Linked DNA regions of Homo sapiens: region 1 is linked to region 2. The links are chromatin loops, found by intact Hi-C in ENCODE. Cell type or tissue: ascending aorta. All regions are shown on one strand. Links, peaks and the distances in the headings refer to the core of each region. The heading gives the core; the rest is flanking DNA. Region 1 overlaps SMAD7 (SMAD family member 7). Region 2 overlaps CTIF (cap binding complex dependent translation initiation factor).

Region 1 (2,901 bases), core at 244-2,743, 94 kb after region 2:
AACAAAAAAAAAACGACCAAAGAGTTTGCATGAAAAGCAAGCACTCAGGAGGAAAATATTAGCAGCAAAGTAGTTTGAAGTGTGGCCTGCTCAGCTCACGCTCTGTCCCCTCCGCACGCGGCTACCGGCTGTTGAAGATGACCTCTAGCCAGCACGGGCAGCTGCTGATGAACTGGCGGGTGTAGCACTGGCCCCAGCCCTTCACAAAGCTGATCTGCACGGTAAAGCCCGTCCACGGCTGCTGCATAAACTCGTGGTCATTGGGCCGCTGCAGGCTGTACGCCTTCTCGTAGTCGAAAGCCTTGATGGAGAAACCGGGGAACACCTTGTGTACCAACAGCGTCCTGGAGTCCGGGTTGTCCAGTGTGGCGGACTTGATGAAGATGGGGTAACTGCTGCGGTTGTACACCCACACACCATCCACCTCCCGCGTCAGCTGGATGCCGCAGCCGATTTTGCTCCGCACCTTCTGCACCAGCTGACTCTTGTTGTCCGAATTGAGCTGTCCGAGGCAAAAGCCATTCCCCTGAGGTAGATCATAGAAGATATCCAGAGAGGGCTCCTGGACACAGTAGAGCCTCCCCACTCTCGTCTTCTCCTCCCAGTATGCCACCACGCACCAGTGTGACCGATCCCCAGGCTCCAGAAGAAGTTGGGAATCTAGAAAACACATTGGCAGAGAGGGTTAGTGGGGACAGGCATTGGTGACTCCTAGAATGAAGACACCCGCCCCCCCACTGCACCCAGTCACCAGCTCATCTCTCAGGACGAGACAGAAAGAAGGAGGCGGTGAGGCTAGTCCTGGACTTGCCCAGGCTCTTACAGCCCTTTGACCAGGACCCTGCCTTTCTTTAAGCATAGGAAGCGCTGGGTGCTGCTTCTCTCCAGGCCCCTGCCCATCAGGAGTCCAGTACACCAGCATCTGTGCCCACCTGGCCAACAAAGCCTCTTCTCTGCAGAGCACAGATGCAAAGGGACCCTTAATAGCTTGGGTAGTCTGCTTTTAGGGCCTCAAAAAGCCTCAGCAACGTCCTGGAGTTACAGATCTTTCAACTGGATGGAACCTTGAAGGCCAGCTCCTCCAGCCCCTTGTCATCCTGATGAGAAAACCAGGACCCAGAAAGCCTGCTGCTGGAGTACCAGGGGATGACACAGCCAGAGCTAGAACCCAGGTGTCTAGACTCTGGGACCACCTATGCGATGGTCTCTGGGTGCCTGTCACCCAGCTCTCAAATCAGTGCCGTGGTCATGAGGAACCTATCTGGTAAAAATAAAAATGAGGGTGGCTTGGGACAAAAACATCTATATTCCTAATAGGAAAACAGTCTCAGTGTGTCAGCAGCAGCCCTGTACACAAAGGGTGAATTCATGTCAAAATGCCAAATCACAACATGCAGACCGGTATTAACCCGGGCTACCTTAACAAAGCTTCCTCCAGCCCAGACAGAAGATTATGTGTCTCAAATAGATGCGTCCCCCTTCTCCCCTTCTCTGCCGGCACCCCCATCCCCAGGGGTGCCCCCTCTCTCCCCTCCTTCCACAGAAGCATCTGGAGCCTGCAGGGCGCCCTGCTCCGCCCTCATCCCTCCCCTGCAGGCCCCGCCCCGCTTCCCTACACAGTCTTCCCACAGGCAGCCTGGGGGCCGGGGTGATTCTGGTAAGGTAATTTTCCTCAACAGGCACTTGGAGGACTTTAAAAGGGGGGTCACACGGAGGGAAAGGGAGCCCCGGCGGCGGGCATTCTGACTCCTCCTTAAGTAGGAGCCAGCGGGCAGGCCTCAGACTTGGGACCATAAATCTCCCCAGCCCAGCCAGACTGCAGGAACGCTGTGGTTTGTGGCAGCAGGGTGGAGACCGGAAGTCTTGTATTTGTTAACAAAAATGGGGACAGCAGAGGGGGAAAAGCAGAGGGGAAGGGCCCCACGTCGGTCAGGGCCTTGCCCTCGCTCCCTGCAGCCCCAGCTCCTCCTCTTGGGGACCTGGGGGGCACAAAGCAGGGGTTGAGTGTGAGATGTGTTTTGGTGTGGCCTTTGTGTTTCTGGAGTAACTGGGTTCAGAGTCAATGATGATGGGTTGCACCCTGCAGGGGGTCCATGGCGGAAGATGGGGCCGCATCCTGCTGCCCCAGCAGGCTGGGTAACTGGGGCAGCCCAGGACACTAACTGGCTCCAACTTTTACAGGCGTGTTAGGACCTGGGAACCCACTGGCTCCACTCAGTTGTTGTTGTTGTTGTTGTTGTTTTAAGTAGCAGCCAGTGTTGGATGGAGGTGCCCGTCAGTAAGGCCATACAAATGTGCACACTGCGGCCTGCTGGGGCAGCCACAGACACACACACCCAGAGCAGCGGTTCCCTACAGACACCCCAAGCTGGCCTTCCCAAATGCCTGCCCCAAAAGCTCCACAAAAAGGGGACACTGAGGTCTCATTCCTTTCCCTCAACCCCCAACCCCCACTAAAAATCAACACCAGAAAACTGGCCGGTCACCACCCCCCATGTAGCTTGGAAGTCCAGTGCTTGTGCATGTGCGTGTGCAAGACTGTGTCCATGATGTCAGTGTGTACGAGTGTGTGTTATGTGTGTTTCTGTGTGCACATACGTACTGGAACATATGGAAAACAAGACAGGGACAGGGAGAAGGTGACTCATCAGGCATTCACTTGTTTCTGCAAAGTATCCATCAACTGCTAATAAACTTGTGAGCGCTGGCAATCTTTGAACTTTCTTGCTGAGGGAACTCAGCTCTGAAGGCTACACCAAAGACCTGAACGCCCAGGGAAGGAAGGACACATTGGCATCAAGTGTGAAGCGGGGGAGAAAGCCCTCTTCCGGGAGGCACAGCACATCCACCCTTTTGGTGTGGAGGAGGGTGTTCTGAAACACAAGAAGCTTTTGCTTATTT
Region 2 (2,901 bases), core at 108-2,607:
GAGGCGAGGAGGCAGGAGAGCCACCTCAAAGGGCATCCCGGCAGAGAGCAACTCCCCAGCTCCTGATTGCCTTTAAATTTGTTCTGACTGTAACGGTCAAACAAAAAGACTTAGCAGGAAGTGAAGGGCTAGAATGCAGCTTGAAAAATCAGGAGAACCTTTCTGCATGAACAGTTTATTCCAGCCCTAATCTTAGGCACAGACCCCGCCTGGAATGTTCCTCTGAGAATGTAGCCTTCCTAGGGCCAGGTACCCAGCCCCTGGGCACTGGCTTAGCATCGGAGTCCCTGCAGGGCCAGCAGCTGCTGCTATGAATACCCCAGCTTAAGCGACCATTCCTGTAACCTCCGCCGAAATAACTTCCCACCCGCTTTGTCCCCTCCAGAGCTTTCGTTCCCCTCTTCCGCTCAGCACACACAGTGAAGTTAACTCAGCGGGGTGACGCCGACCTACCCAGACCCCCACGCCCCAAACATACACACATAAACACACGGAAGCGGCCCCATCTGAAGCTGCCTGGATCCTTGACCTCCTCAAGATAGAACTGGAGTCTCCCACCCACCCCACCTCCACTCCCGACCCTCTCCCCAGCCCCCACCCTTTGACTGTTCTGCTTCCTTAGCCAGACTCTGCAAACTGAAATGTGAAATTTGAAGCCAGTGTTCCCCTTAGCAACCATGGTAACACAGGATCTGATAGAGAGCCTAGAGTTATAAAAATACCAGCTTCCACCAGACACTGGTTTCCAAAGGGAAACCAGTCTCCAAGCCAGAACCGTTTTTAAACAGTCTTAAAACTCAAGAGATTTCTAAACCAATCTCAACATGGCTCAGGAGGACATCTCTTTAATCCTGTTTTGGAAGGTGGTGTGGGTGCAAGCTTTGGGTATTTTCTCTGAAATACAGAGATTCAGAATGCATGTGCTCACGGGGGAATTAACTAGCCTTATGAAGGGTATATAGCAGGGAGCAGTTTTTCCTAATAAACATCAACTATTTGGCATTTTTTCATAGATTGAGCTGCCCTGCTGACCCCCAGTGAAATCTTCCTTCCAGTTCCCTCCCGGGGAGTCCTCAGCTCCATCCATCCTCCTAATTAGGGAGAGAGAATGATTTCGCCTATCTCCCCTTGCTTGAAAACAATTTAAATTCACAAAACCATTTTCCAGCCGGAATTCTACTTTAAGGCTTAGGTAGGGAGGTAAGAGATGGTGATGTCAAAACTTTTCTGCTCAGGACCAACAAGAAAAGTCCTACATCCCTGTCCCCAGCCCTTTCTCTCCCCACAGACGCACCCTCGGGCATGGGCCCAGCACGAGCTATAAATCCCTGTTCTCTGCGTTCCCTGCAGAGGGCACAAGCCTGGCGAGTGGGGGCAGTGAGGGCAGTAGGGGGACTCTCCCCAGGGGAGGGGCACCTTCCCAGCCCCCAGCCCCGCCTTCGCAGCCCTGGACGGCTTGCCCTCCCATCTCCTTCCCCCGCCTGCTCCTCCTCCTCCCTCTTATCTCCTGGGGCCATGCCTTGTAATTTTGAAAAATCTTCTGACTGGGTAATTAATGTCTGAACTTCAAGAGGCCCCTGCTATCTGCAGAGCTGAGCTGAAGGTGGGAGGGGACCGGCAGCTGCTGAAGGCTTGGAGGAGGGAGGGGGTGCAGATTATTTTTTCTGAGCTGTTTAATGGACGGGACTGGGGAGGATAGAATCGTACCTTGCCAGAGTTGTGGGTACAAGATGTATATGTACACAGGCACAAGCATCCGTCTAGATTTTTAAATCCTTTGGGGTAATCCTTTGGGGTTAAAATCACACAGTAGGATGCCCTCCTGCTCACACACCCTCACCGTCCCTTAGCAGTTTCCCAGCAGGTGGATGGCAGCAAACACTAGGGGAGCCAGGCTGGGGGACTTTCTGAGTGCAGGTCTGGTTGGGAGGACTGGTTGGGAGGGAGGGACAGTGACTTACACATTTCAGAGATCATAAACCGGGCACTGGGGGTGCAAAAAATGGCCATCAGTTACTCCAGGTAACTCAGAAGTCAAAATATAAGCCTGCCTGTTTCCCACCTTAAGGGAGGATCCAGGCAACTCTGCAGACGTCTGCAGAGCCCCCCGACCTCCGTGCTTCCCAGAGTGGGCCCCCGCCTTGCCCAGCCTCCGTGCTCCAGCACAGGTGCCCTCCATCTAGCAGTTGGGGTGCCGAGTGCTGGACCCACTGCTAGGCCCTGGGCATAAGCACGCTGGGGTCCCTGTCCTCACAGAGCTGCTGTCTCCTGGGGAGAGGAGGAGCAAACGGTGCCCTGCACTAAGAGCCGAGGGTGAATAAAGCACACACAGCTCTCCAGGACCCCTGTGGATCTTTCTCCAACCGACTCCAGCTCTCAGGACCTGTAGCTCAAATTAGCATTGATGATATCCACCTGCTGCCATTCTTGCCTTCAGATGTGAATGATGTTTAGGGAACTAACTTTTCTCCTCCCTTCTGTCCACCTCAAGACCAAGCCAGGCTCCAGCTCCTTCTTGATGGCTCTGCTCTCATTGCCGCCAGCACTGAACTGTAGGTCAGAGTGTGGGCGGGGCCAGGCCTTTTGAGAAAGAACCTCCAGGATCAGCCTTCTCTTGTAGCCAGGAAGAGGAGGGGAATGCTAGGGGAAGAAGGTGGGTTTCGGAGGCAGACAGTCTTCTGCAGCTTACCCTCTCTGGCCCTTGGGTAGATGTGTTAATTATTTTTGTTTGTTTGTTTGTGTTTTGAGACAGTGTCTCGCTCTGTCACCCAGGCTGGAGTGCAGTGATGTGATCTTGGCTCACTACAACCTCCGCCTGCCAGAGTCAAGGATTCTCCTGCCTCAGCCTCCTGAGTAGCCGGGATTACAGGCGTGTGCCACCACACCCAGCTAATTTTAGTA

Evidence for each region. Peaks named below come from ENCODE experiments on the same cell type or tissue, not always from the same donor. Only the 100,000 strongest peaks of a DNase experiment are listed, where the experiment ranks them.
Region 1: a loop joins it to region 2, with 1.9 times the contacts of the local background. A loop is called at or near these places in 9 of 110 quality-filtered maps.

What each region holds. Positions count from the first base shown.
Region 1 is chr18:48,921,251-48,924,151 of GRCh38, forward strand. It overlaps SMAD7 (SMAD family member 7), which reads right to left. Exons shown (of 4, transcript NM_005904.4): 4 at 1-660. The coding sequence ends at 122. Among named protein-coding and RNA genes, the nearest start is that of SMAD7, 28 kb to the right of the region's middle. RefSeq lists an enhancer at 1,789-2,720. In ascending aorta, for the core only: no CTCF peak of the experiment used is centred there; DNase peaks (open chromatin) are centred at 251 and 1,731; H3K4me3 peaks cover 2,051 bases; H3K27ac peaks cover 2,500 bases.
Region 2 is chr18:48,827,438-48,830,338 of GRCh38, forward strand. The region is part of intron 10 of CTIF (cap binding complex dependent translation initiation factor); the gene reads left to right. It overlaps CTIF-AS1 (CTIF antisense RNA 1), which reads right to left. Exons shown (of 3, transcript XR_935449.3): 3 at 1-2,901. Among named protein-coding and RNA genes, the nearest start is that of CTIF-AS1, 13 kb to the right of the region's middle. In ascending aorta, for the core only: a CTCF peak has its summit at 1,368 (motif pointing right); DNase peaks (open chromatin) are centred at 464, 1,374 and 2,564; H3K4me3 peaks cover 1,366 bases; H3K27ac peaks cover 2,500 bases.